2 separate regions of the Homo sapiens genome follow, and region 1 is linked to region 2. A link is a contact called in ENCODE Hi-C or POLR2A ChIA-PET data. All regions are on one chromosome and are shown on one strand. Each heading gives the region's core, a stretch centred on a gene start or an enhancer-like site at or near the end of the contact. The rest is flanking DNA. Distances are from core to core; before and after follow the strand shown. Region 1 holds the start of APCS (amyloid P component, serum). Region 2 has its middle 10 kb from the start of CRP.

The links. Hi-C counts contacts between places; a loop is a spot of excess contacts on that map. ChIA-PET counts read pairs that join two places held with the same protein, here RNA polymerase II (POLR2A). Pooled maps may share reads with other maps.
Region 1: a map of right lobe of liver shows a loop between it and region 2 (4-fold over the local background). The contact joins the promoter of APCS here to the enhancer-like site in region 2. A Hi-C loop is called at or near these places in 2 of 168 maps with a recorded cell type or tissue (posterior vena cava and right lobe of liver) and 1 of 50 pooled maps. POLR2A ChIA-PET finds 5 or more read pairs at or near these places in 2 of 52 experiments (WTC11 and activated CD4-positive, alpha-beta T cell).

The regions. Positions count from the first base shown.
Region 1 is chr1:159,582,793-159,589,365 of GRCh38, forward strand. APCS (amyloid P component, serum) reads left to right here and starts at 5,034. Exons shown (of 2, transcript NM_001639.4): 1 at 5,034-5,193; 2 at 5,309-6,073. The coding sequence starts at 5,130. The coding sequence ends at 5,916.
Region 2 is chr1:159,701,279-159,707,588 of GRCh38, forward strand. It overlaps the pseudogene CRPP1. Among named protein-coding and RNA genes, the nearest start is that of CRP, 10 kb to the right of the region's middle. Within about 2 kb of position 4,059, at least 2 of the 41 ENCODE cell types and tissues checked have a DNase peak (open chromatin) inside an H3K27ac peak, as active enhancers do; they include right lobe of liver, where a contact is called at or near this core.

The DNA of each region.
Region 1 (6,573 bases), core at 3,784-6,283, 120 kb before region 2:
TGCACGAGCAAGGAATCTGCTTCTGCATCTTCAGTGCATGTATTCTCTATCACTGTGGACTGGAAAATATATTCCTAGACACAGAGAAGGGAACTTTTAAACATACTCAAGATACAGAGTTACACTGAGTCCCTGCTGTTACATTTTTCTTCTTTGCACATCTCCTCCCAGAAGACTCAGGTATTATGAAGGGATTGTGAACAGCATGAAGATGGTTGTGGCCAGTGGGAGTCTGAATGGTAAATTTTATTTAAAAATTTATATTTAAAAAATGAATAAACATTAATCTCAGCAATGAAATCTATATTTTATAAAACTATAAAGATGGGTTGTTCAAAAAGAAGTGTAAGAGTGAAGGGATGTCAAGAAAGATAAAGACTAAGATACAGATATGGTGACATTCCAGAGAGCAGTTTCAGGTGAATTCTGAACTTAAAAGTGAGATTTCAGTGAGGTAATATGGTCGAGGTGTCTCACTAAACCTAAAAGTAGAAGATAAAAAAAAACTTAGCAGAGATTTTCTTTTATAAATGAACCCTGAAATTAGGAACAGAGAAATGAGATCAAGAAAAGACTCTTGTGTATCAGCATGACCTGGAAAGTGACTGACAAATTTGTGAAGCTGCCAGAATTGTGAAGGGGAGTTAGGAGTTCACAGCAGCCTGAGCCTGGCATTTAGAGTCTGAAAGAGCTACTTTGGTAGAAAGGTCAGTCATAATCTCAGGTGGACACTGATTTTTCTCTGTTGTTGGCTGAAATGTTATTAGGTAGGCAACAAAGACATGATAGCCACTCTGTCAAGAAGAGACAATCTATAAACTGTGTGGGAAATATGCATTGAATCCCAAGTCTCCTGTGGAGAATCTTGTTTCTCTCCTTTTGTTCTTTGTCAGAATTACTGAACCTTAGGAAACAAACTCCCTTCCTCTTTCTCCCTCCATCATTCCCTGAAACTTGGCTTCTGACATGCTCACTTTATGAAAATTACTCTTTCAAAGGTTACGACTGAAGTTTTTATTGCTAAATCCAGCATGCATTCAACTTAGATCTCTCTGATGCATTTAATACCACTGGATACTGCTTCCTGGACACTTACACTGACTTGGTTTCCATGACACCACACGCTATCCTCTCTGCCAAACATAATTTTTTGTCTCCCACCTCCCTCCCCACCTGCCATTCTTATCTTGCCTCTAACACCATGAATGTGAATGTTTCCTCAAGTCAGTGGTTGGCTCCCTGACCTTTCCTCTCTTCTCTTTTCCACTGAAAGACAAAATTCATTTTTGTTTCATTATCATTTATATGTTGATTTCTCTGAAACCTGTATTTCTAATTCCAAGTGGCCGTCACATATTACAAATTCTCCAAGACCTTTCTTACACATAAGTCATACTATCATTTCAAATTTAGCATTTGAGGAACCAAGTTTACCACCTACCCTCCACCTCCTCCAAGTGAACATCCTCTCAATTGTCCTATCTGTACTGGCAGCACCATATTTTTTTTCCACATGATTTGCAGTAAGAAATATGGTTCCATATTCTATATATATATTTTTAATTCTCATCTTTGTCCTTTTTTGCACTTACAATAAGACCCTGCCATCAGTCTAAGTTGTGTATCTTTGGTTTTATCCAACCACATATCAGAGTGATAATCAGTTACTCTTGATGCATGCCTCCATTGCCTCTTTCCATCTAAATGCTCTCAAATTCCCTTACAACTGACAGAACACACAGCAAATAATTCTTTACTGAACACAAATCTTGTTCTACTCAGTCTCTTCCTATCCAGTCTTTCCCATTGGTTACTGTGACTTAATGTCTTCTACAAACACCTGAGGTCTCAGAAACCATCTTTAGGTTATTCTTTAATCCCTCAGGTGATCTCCAGTTATATCTCATACTTCTGCTTTTTTGAAGCTCCGAGTCAGATCCTCTTTCTGCTACTGCTGATGCCTTCTTCCACTATGCTCTCTGAGGGTAAACTTTGTTGCATGCCAATTAATGTAGCCAAGACAACTCTGTTTGTGGCACACAGGTGGACCTGTTTCTCTTCAGCATACTGTATCTTTTCTTCCCCCAGCCTCAACTCTTCCATAGCCATCCAGACAGGAGCCGCCACCTTGACCTGAACTTTCACTGGCAGGATGGCACCCAGGAGGATCCAGCAACAGTGAGGATTGGCTCACTGTGAGGATTGCACCCAGTTCTGAAGACCCAGGATTCATTTTCCTACATCCTGACATCAGAACTTTTCCTTTCTACAATAAAAATAATTCTCAGTTTCCTCTTTGACAACTCTTGAAGTGCAGGCTGTTCTCTTCCAAGGCCTGAGAAGCATATTCTGGGGAAGGAAACTAGACAACAGAATCAGACTCCACTTTTTCTCCCTTTTCCAATTATACTGTAGACCCTACCTTCCAACCAGGGTTTCCTTTTCACAGTGTATAACACAACATTTTCATATTCAACTGCAAACCCTTGCACTTGGCCCCAACAGCTATCTAAAGCCGTTATCTCCAAGCTCTCCCACCATGAGTCTAAGGCTGTGTCACTTATCCCCAAGACCTGTTCCCTAGGCTTATCTCCCATTAGAGAAGACTCTCTTTGATATTAATTTGCAAACCATTTTTTGTTAAGATAATGATTATTTATTTATTTATGAAGAAAACTAGAAGCATCTGGTAAGCCCTGTGTTCTCTGAGTTTTATGGCACTTATTAATTAACATCTGGAAATGTTAGGGAATTGCATAGTCCCTGGGTTCTCAAGAAATGTTACCTTCCTGCTCCTACTTCCAGTATTACCTTATCATATTATTCAATTGTATTCTACTTTTTGTTGCTAATAAACTGTTTCTTGTAAAAAAAAAAAAATCCTCACACAAAGTTGAGTCCTTTGATTCCACAATATGTAACAGTTTCTTTTCATGTGTAAGAAAAATTGTTAGATGAAACCAATGATCTAAATATAAATAAGTCCTAATACCCAGATTCAGTCTAGAAGGGATTCAAGATAAATACAATAATATCTATAATATGAGACAGATAGTGGTAACAGCCATAAAGGCTCTAAAATGATGGTAATAATAACCATCCAGATACTGTTCCATGTACTTTATGTATATCATAGTATCTCATTTATCCTTAGAGAAACACTGTGAGGTAGATAGTTTTATCTTTGTTTCACAGAGAAGGAAACTAAGGTTCAGAGGGGTTTAGTGACTTGCAGAATAGTCAGCCACTAGTAAATGGCAACATTGGAATTCTATCCCAAAGTCTTTGATCTTAACCTTATGGGAAGTACGAAAGAGGGGAAATAATGTATAGTTGGGATATTAGAAAAGTCTTCATGAAGCAGATTGTTTTTTATTTTTTATATTTTTGTATAAATTCAAGGCATACAAGTTTAGTTTTATTACATAGACAGCAATAACATAATAGTGAAGTCTGGGCTTTTACTATAACCATCACCTAAATAAGCTTGAGATTAATGTGGAAGAATGGCTGGAATTCCTAGAAACAGGAAAAGAAAATAAGAGAGAAATTCAAGACAGTATGAAGGCACTGAATAGAAGTAATGAAATCAAGAAAGCCAGGAAGGTATAAAGAACAACAATTAGAGGTGTTTGACTGGAGAATAGGATTAGATTCTGAGATAATAGCCAGGTTAGAGCCAGATTGCAAATGGCATTGGCTTCCAAGCAAATGGTCTGTATTTAATTCAGGAGTCAATAGATGCATAATCCCAACTTTATCACTAACCTATACTGTGCAACAAGCCAGATAAGGCTTCACAACCTGGGATTCCATTTAGAGAAAAAAAGTAGAGAATGGAAACTCCCCAGGGATGAGAATAGGAAGGATACTTTGAACAATGATAGAGAAAGTGTATTCTTGGTGGCAGTGATTGTGTCATTGAAAAGGCTGATTAGGTCTGTGGTGAGCTAACAGAAGAGAGAGTGAACAAGAGGCTAAACAGTAGGATGAGAAACAAGACACCATATAATTCAGGGATGAGAGAGAAAGAAATAATGTGGCTAGAAAGAAGAACTTCAGTTTGATATCTCAGAGGCAGAGAAGGTTTGAGTGGTGGTTAATAAACTGTACAGAGAGAGAATGAAGGAGACATAGAAAGAATGAAGGTGGAGATCTCTGGGGCTGTGAGAGAGCCAGTGACCACTGAATCCCCAGCACCTAGTGTAGTAACTGAGAGCTAGTGAATAAATGTATTAGTGGGGTCATCACCAAAGATGGATTAGATATACACTCAATGACCAAGGACTCAAAGAAGAGGAGAGAAAAACTTGGGGAGATGCTGACATCTCTGCAGGTAGCATGAAGTAACCAGAAAACAAGTCGTAATGAGAAATGGAAAGATCTAGGATAAGGAAGCACCATGATATGCAAACGAAAAAAAAGCACTGAGTAGAAGTAGCAGAAAAATACTAAGCTTCATGGGGACAGAAAGTTTATTCTCCAAGTCCCTCTTTCCCCTTAGCTTTGCCTGGATGTATTACTTGATGTTGAATTAGTCAAAGTTGAAGGCACTTTTTAGGGTCTTCAGCAGAAAGCAGAATCCTAGAATATCCTACAAATACAAGACAACTTGAGAACTATAAAAGAAAGAAAAGGCCTTGTTCCCATAGCCCACAAGAGGGCTGAGCTCAGCGATACACTCTGTGTGGCTCAGGAGCTTCTGGCAGAGCACAGAGCCATCAGAGAGGGGGCCCAGAGAGCAGAGAGAGGCTCTGCTGACATGGCCAGCCCAGCGCCTCATCCCATCCATAACCCTGCTGCCCTGCAATGACTCTCTTCCCAGCAATAAAATCTGGGTCACAGGAGTTGGAGCTCTAGCCATCACTTGTCTCTAATAAATAACTCCCATTGATTTTCCAGCTCAGGGCTCACCACTCCTTCACCGTAAGCGCCAGGAGGCAGACCTGGAAAATCACTCACATATTATTGGTGCTCTTCCTCCCCCATCCTCACCCAAGGTGCATATAAACCCTGAATAACCTGAAGTCTAAGGGCATGAATATCAGACGCTAGGGGGACAGCCACTGTGTTGTCTGCTACCCTCATCCTGGTCACTGCTTCTGCTATAACAGCCCTAGGCCAGGAATATGAACAAGCCGCTGCTTTGGATCTCTGTCCTCACCAGCCTCCTGGAAGCCTTTGCTCACACAGGTAAGGAGGTGAAGGAATGGTCAAGAATCATAAAGTGAGAAAATAGGTTGAAGCTGAGATATCTTTTCCCTGCATTTATACTGAAGGTCATTATCTTTCTTTCTTTATCCCGCAGACCTCAGTGGGAAGGTGTTTGTATTTCCTAGAGAATCTGTTACTGATCATGTAAACTTGATCACACCGCTGGAGAAGCCTCTACAGAACTTTACCTTGTGTTTTCGAGCCTATAGTGATCTCTCTCGTGCCTACAGCCTCTTCTCCTACAATACCCAAGGCAGGGATAATGAGCTACTAGTTTATAAAGAAAGAGTTGGAGAGTATAGTCTATACATTGGAAGACACAAAGTTACATCCAAAGTTATCGAAAAGTTCCCGGCTCCAGTGCACATCTGTGTGAGCTGGGAGTCCTCATCAGGTATTGCTGAATTTTGGATCAATGGGACACCTTTGGTGAAAAAGGGTCTGCGACAGGGTTACTTTGTAGAAGCTCAGCCCAAGATTGTCCTGGGGCAGGAACAGGATTCCTATGGGGGCAAGTTTGATAGGAGCCAGTCCTTTGTGGGAGAGATTGGGGATTTGTACATGTGGGACTCTGTGCTGCCCCCAGAAAATATCCTGTCTGCCTATCAGGGTACCCCTCTCCCTGCCAATATCCTGGACTGGCAGGCTCTGAACTATGAAATCAGAGGATATGTCATCATCAAACCCTTGGTGTGGGTCTGAGGTCTTGACTCAACGAGAGCACTTGAAAATGAAATGACTGTCTAAGAGATCTGGTCAAAGCAACTGGATACTAGATCTTACATCTGCAGCTCTTTCTTCTTTGAATTTCCTATCTGTATGTCTGCCTAATTAAAAAAATATATATTGTATTATGCTACCTGCATTTGTTTAGTGCTTGTCATAGTCCCATATCTTTATCTTATGTCTACTACTTATCTATCTACTAATTGGTGTTTCATTGGTAATTGGTGTTTCATTATCCTGAAAACTCCAATTGCCAAGTACGGGGAGGAAAACCTGTAAGTAACTAGAAAGATATATCACAAAGCCAGAGCACTCAATGAGCACAACAGTGGCAATACTTAAAAGCTACTAACAATCATTTTAATGACGATTCAAAATATGTGTGGAATTGTAATCACAATTCTCCTATTTGTTTTTCCAGCTACAAATCGATCAAAAAGGGGTCTGAGGTTGCATCAGGTAGACAACTATAATGATATAAGTAAGCAATAGTTGAGAACCTGACAGCAAGTAATAAGACAGGAAGAATAAAACTAGAAGAAGTCAGAATGAAAACCAAAAAAGTATGAGACTGGGATCATTTTGTATGAAGACAAACATAACTTTATGTCTCAAAAACCTCAGTAGGACTGT
Region 2 (6,310 bases), core at 2,809-5,308:
TCCCCATACAATCAGGTGTCCCTTCTTCATTATCTACCCATTGATGGATCCCTTCACCATACTGAGGCTCTGACCCAGAGCCTGGGTAATTGAAATCATGATCACCAGCAATAATATTAGTCATAAAGCATAGATAACATGCATTAAGCACTAGCTTGTGCAGTGAAATGGGCCCTATACTATCCCCCATTTAAAAGACGAGGAAACCTGAAGAATACAGCATTTAAGTCATTTACCTAAGGTCACCCAGCCATTATAAGATGAAACCAGGACCTGAACTCAGTTAGTCTGGCTATCTTAACCCTTGAGGGTGAGATGGAGCAGGGACCCCACTTAGAAGCCTGCCAGCCCACATCCCTCACCCATGCACGGAAATAAAGGAAAATCTTGAGCTCCTTCAAGGGAAATTCCAGGTACCTAGCTAGCCCGGAGAATAAATAAGCCACCTGATAAGCAAGAAGGTAATAGTAGCTTAAAGCAATAGCCAAGGAAATTAGAATCATAGGATGTTTGGTTCCCCTACAGAAACTAAAAATAACATCCTAATATATGTTCCTGAGTTGTTTTTCAGAAACCCGACCCCTGACCTAATGCCATTATCTGAGATCTCTGTGCCAGTGGATGGAAAATGCTATCTTCCTCAGATGACCTCAGATAGTGGGGAACTGAGGACTGAACACTGACTGCTGTTCTTTGTTCTAAATTTCTTCCTGAGAGGCCTGAAGAAGGTCATGCCCATAGGCCAGAGCTCAATATTTCTGCTGATCCCAAGTTTTTAGACAAATCTTAACCAATCACATATCAGAAAATTTTTGAATCCACCTATGATCTTTGGCCCTCCCAACTTGAGATGCCCCCCTTTATAGGCCAAACCACTGTATGGCCTCCATGTGTTGATTTATGACTTTGCCTGTAATCTCTGCCTCCCTGCCTTTAAAAACCCTTCCATGTAAGTCATCAGGATGTTTGGGTCTCAGATTCTCCTTGTTTGGCATCTTGCAATAAAGACTTCACTTTCTCTCACTGCAAATCCTGTTGTCAGCATTTGGCTTTGCTGCACCAAATGGGCAGACCCAAGTTCGGTTGAGTAACAGGGGTGGAGAGGAAAGGTAGGCTTTAAGAAACTGTAAATGAGGCATATAAATGTACAGATTATGCCTTCAAAGTCCCTCTTTGACCCCAAACATGAGTAAAGCATAGAGAGGAACAGGATCTATTTCTGACTTTCAGACCCAGGCATCAACAATACAAAGGCCAAAGATTCCATGTATCAGGACTCAGTTTGTTTTGAAATGAGCCTGCCCCAGCTCCTGCAGAACTTCACAGCTTTTAGAGTTGGAGCTCCAGGACAAGTCTGCCCTGATTCTAAAAGTAAACCCATCCCTGATGAGGAAAGACTCTTTGTGCTATCTGTGAGAGACTGCCCGCTACACTGTTATTCCTCTTACAAGTCTGAAGTCCTGCCCAGGCTCCACCCTGGCTGTTTGCAGGTGAGAATCTCTCCATAGAGGAGCTTCCCTCTCTCTTCATGGTACTCTTAGAGTTTTGAGGAAACAATATCACCTCTTTGCCTGTTTAGAATAAACTGAGAAATAAATACTTGAATAAAAATCACATCAGCCTTGTGGCTAGCAATGCTTGATTTGAAGGACCCAGCTCAGATCTCAAGTGAACATGGCCTTCCTAAAACATTTTCCCCTGAAGATCTACGCTTCAGGACAGAACTGCAATGAGAATCTCCACTTGCTTCATACCTAGTGAAGAGGGAAAAGTCCCAGAGCCCCAGAGATAGATGTCATGCGTAGGTGACCTTGGACCTCTTTGGTGGAAACCAATGGATATCAGACATGGGACATGCCACTAGTCTCAAGGAGAGAAGCCAGACAGAGGAAAGGAAAGCTTCCCAGACTATCGCCCTCTCCAAAAGAACTCAAGACCTGATCTTGTCTGATGCTGCTGGTATTGTTAACTGTGTCTTCCCCAGCATTCTGAGTCATCCTTTTAAGAGAGACGTAAAGACACAAATACGAAAAAGTGCACCTGGGAGAGTCTGTGACAATCAGAAATTGGTGGAGGTGGGGAGTGTGTTAGTCTGTTTTGCATTGCCATAAAGGAATACCTGAGGCTGGGTAATTTATAAAGACAAGGGGCTTAATTGGCTTCAGTCTTCAGGCTGTACAGGAAGCATAGTGCTGGCATCTGCTTCTAACAAGGGCCTCAGAAAGCTTACAATCATGGTGGAAGGCGAAGGGGTGTCAGTGTGTCACATGGCGAGAGCAGGGACCAGAGAGGGAAGAGAGAGATCACAGGGTCTTTTAAACAACCAGATCTTATATGACCAAACTGAGCGAACTCACTCATCACTTAGGGGATGGCACTAAATCACTCATGGGGGATCTGCCCCCATTATCCAAACATCTCCCACCAGGCCCCACCTCCAACATTGGGAACCATATTTCAACATGAGATTTTGAAGTGACAAACATCCAAACCATTTCAGGGAATCATTTCAAAGGGGAGTTGAAAGAGGCCGAACCTGACTGGAAATTCATAGTATTACCTAAGTCCATCAGCCAACTTGCAAAGATTCCTAGGGAGCCTAAGTGTGGCCAGGTAGGGAGAAAGGAGACAAACAGAATGCACCCCTCACACTGTATTTGAATAAATAGTGAGACTGAAAAGTACTAAAATATAAAAGAAAATTATCTAAAGCATGCAAAAGATTTATGTCAAAAAATTTTAAAGATTAATCACAGGAAAATTTAGAAAACTTTAGACAGTAACTGCATTAAACTTTTAAGTAAATTGAAGAAAAGAGAATTAATGAAAAATAGTTGGAAAAAAACATACTAAATCTAAGAAAGAATTTAAGGAAACTCAAAAAGCATCACAGAATTTTCAATGGCATTAGAAAAAGTAAGGATCCCAATATGCAAAGCAGAAAATAAATCAGTAATATGGAAGAGAGATTTGAAAAAATAAAAGCTTAAAATATAAGGATGCAGGACATAGAAAAAAGTGACCTGAGGGATGATAAATAAGAAAACAAAAACCAATAGAAATTTCACCTAATGAAAATTGGCCAGCCTTAAGAAAGAAAATAGAACAAATTAAACAACAACTACAAAACATGTCTTAGATTTATTGAATCTTCAAATAGAAAGGATTAAAAAAGTTAAAGATAATTCTAATTTATAATGACCTCATTCTAATGATGAGGGCAGAATGCTGGAAAATACTCCTGTATTCCTTAGTTAATACAATAAAGCACAATAAACTATGGTAGGTATATGGATAAAGGCAAATGAAAATATTGGCAGAACTATAGTTGGACACGTGCTGTCTTTTTTAGGAGAGAAATTCTGGCTCATTTGCTCTTAGACATAAAGGCAACAGCTGTCAGCTTTGGCAGAACATTGGAATCACTTGAAGAGCTTTTAAAACATGGATGCTTGGGTCTCACCTCCAGGAAATCAGATTTAATTGGCCTGGGATGTAGCCTGGTGATTCTAAGCCATGAGTGGGACCCTCTGCTCTGCACTGGCCCTTGTGCTGATGAAAGCAGGGTGAAGAAAGAAGGGAAATAAATACAGGACCCTTGGGGTGAGACAGCCATGTATGCAGGACAAAAAGACCTCAGAGCCAAAGTCAGGGAAATGTCAGGTGTAATCCCAGGAGGAACCTTTGGGACCTGCAGTCAGGCCTCAGGGCCACCACTAGGGCTTGGTGAACTCTTCACCGTGCACTTCATATGTCAGCATCCACCAGTCTGGGACATTAGGACTGAAGGCCGCACCAACATAGATGGCATTAATCTCATCTGGCTGTCTAATCTAACCTAATATCTAATCTCACAAAGTCCCACATGTTCACATCTTCAATATCTCCCACCAAGGACTGGTTTGTGTCAAAGCTCTCAGTGAAGGAATCCTGCTCCTGCCCCAGGATGATGCCTGCCTCTGTCCCCACAGTGTATCCCTTCTTCAGACTCCTCCTCATCATGGGCTTCCCATCCACCCAGAACGCCATGATCCCTGAGGCGGACTCCAGTTTACACGGAGGTACACAGTGCAGGAGAACTCTTAGGAGACTTGAAAACTATCCCACTTCCACCCACGGATGTGCTGTAGCCTCCGGTCTTTTCCTTAGAGAGGAGGATTCATTATCTAGTCCTCATGGCATAAGAAAAAAAGGCTATGTTCACAGGTCAGGTGCATATAGACATGGAGACACACAATAAAGGCCTTGAGTGCCTTCTTTAGCTCTGCAGTCAGGATCACAAAGGAATTGTCTGACTCTGGGAAAACACAAAACCCTTTTTGTTCACATCTGTAGGATAGAAAGCAGAGAGAAAAAAGGTCATCAGTTAAGCTTGTCAGGCCACAAAGATGTATTCCTCGCAATGTACCAAGAGATTGGACTTAGAAACCACAGCCTGAACTCTGCCCCAGGCCACAACCTCTCACCCATGCTGGCCCTTTTCCCTAACTTGGCTTTGCACAGTCATATTTACAGGACAAGATCTCAGCCATCAGCGGAAGCAATGCCTCCCTGTCTGAGGGAAAGCACTGGGAAGCTGATGAAAACCAGGAAACATGGAAAACTCCATGTTTAGAGACCAGGAAACTCCGTGTTCCCTCCCTGCTATTGGTGTGCCTGGAATTTGGATCATTCTCTTGAAAAAAAGTATCAGTGGCTGAGATTCTGGGTTTGCACATCTGAGATCCCTCTGTTTCAAGTCTGCCCCACCTCGACCTCATATGTGCAGCAGTCAGGATGTCTCAGCTGGTAAATGATTTTCCAAAATTGCCCCCTTGGAGCCATGAATCAAAGCTCTAAGAGCAAAGAGAGCAAGATAAATCACAAAATGAGAGATCAATATGGGTTATTTATTAGAGAATGTGTGATGCCTGCTGCTGCTCCAACAACTCTGTGTGGCATCGCCTGGTGAATTAAGACAGTCACATTTTGAGAATCCGTTCTAGGGAAATGATGCAAAATATTGGGAGGGGGAACCTTTTTCACAAAGACAACCACTTAAAATTACTTAGGATAGCAAAGAGAAAAATGGGGCATGTTTAAGTAAACTGTATATGTCTACATCCACCAAATAGAATAGATAGCCATTTAAATGTTAGTGGTGAATTTTATACTATAACATGTAAATAAAAATGCTTTTGATAAAAGAAAAAATAACAGACTTGTATATACACTATTTTTAAAAGAAGTGACTATTTTAGAAAAAAAGTGTAAGGAATGCTTCCAGACAATATGTTCTTATTATAATAATGGAATTATGGAGGATTTTTTTCCTCACTAACTTTTCATAATGGGATTGTATTGCTTCTAAAATGAAGTGTGTGTGTTTACGTGAGTGTGTGTGTGTGTGCATGTGTAATTAAGAACCAAGGGAAGAGGGAATGAAGATCCCATTTTATGAATAGGACACCCAGTCTCACTGTGGTTATTTGGCTTTATGCCCAGAATGCCTAAAACAGAACAATATCAGTTGGACATCCTAAGCTATGTATACATTTAGGTACCAAAGTATTTCACAATATATTAATTCCCATATAAGACATCATTTCATGTAAAAAGAATCTGGAGCTTATTCATCATGATCTTATCATGAGTTTTCACATTGATATCCAATGAGAAATTGATAATAGAGGCTGTTTCTCCATTGACTAGGAGAACCAGCTAACATGTGGGCAGCATATTCGAAACGCGCAAGAGAAAAAGGACTATTACAAATGGTGGTACATTTCTGGACTGGTTTGTATTTTAATGATGTATAGTTTTAAAATTTTTAATATCCTTTTACAAACTTTTTGCATCTATTTTTTTAATTATATGACTGGCTTAAAGTAATTGCTCCAAAAGCTTTTGTTCTCTCATTCTAACCATTTGCCCAATAAAAGGTACATGTATAATTTAAACAAAAATAAATCATATAGGTGAAAAGATTGGTACAAAGAAGGAAGAAGATGTTTTTCCAATGCCAAATTGCCTTCTTGTTAGTGTCTGTCTGGGCTCCTTAGGTAAGTTAAAAGAATGCAGCTACCAATGCAATAGGTGAACACTGGTAATTTTATTGATTTCATGGAGCCCACTACATTATAGAACTACCTCCAAAATGGATATGCTGTAAAGAAGGCCTAAAATTGAAAAAGAGAGGGAGAGGCAGAGAGAAATAGAGATGGAGAGAGCAAGAGCTAAAGCAAAAGAAAGAAAAGCGCGAGAGACAGAATGAAAGACCTTCCCACAAACCATTTTACAACCCACCCCTGGCTCCAGCAACCCGCCAGTA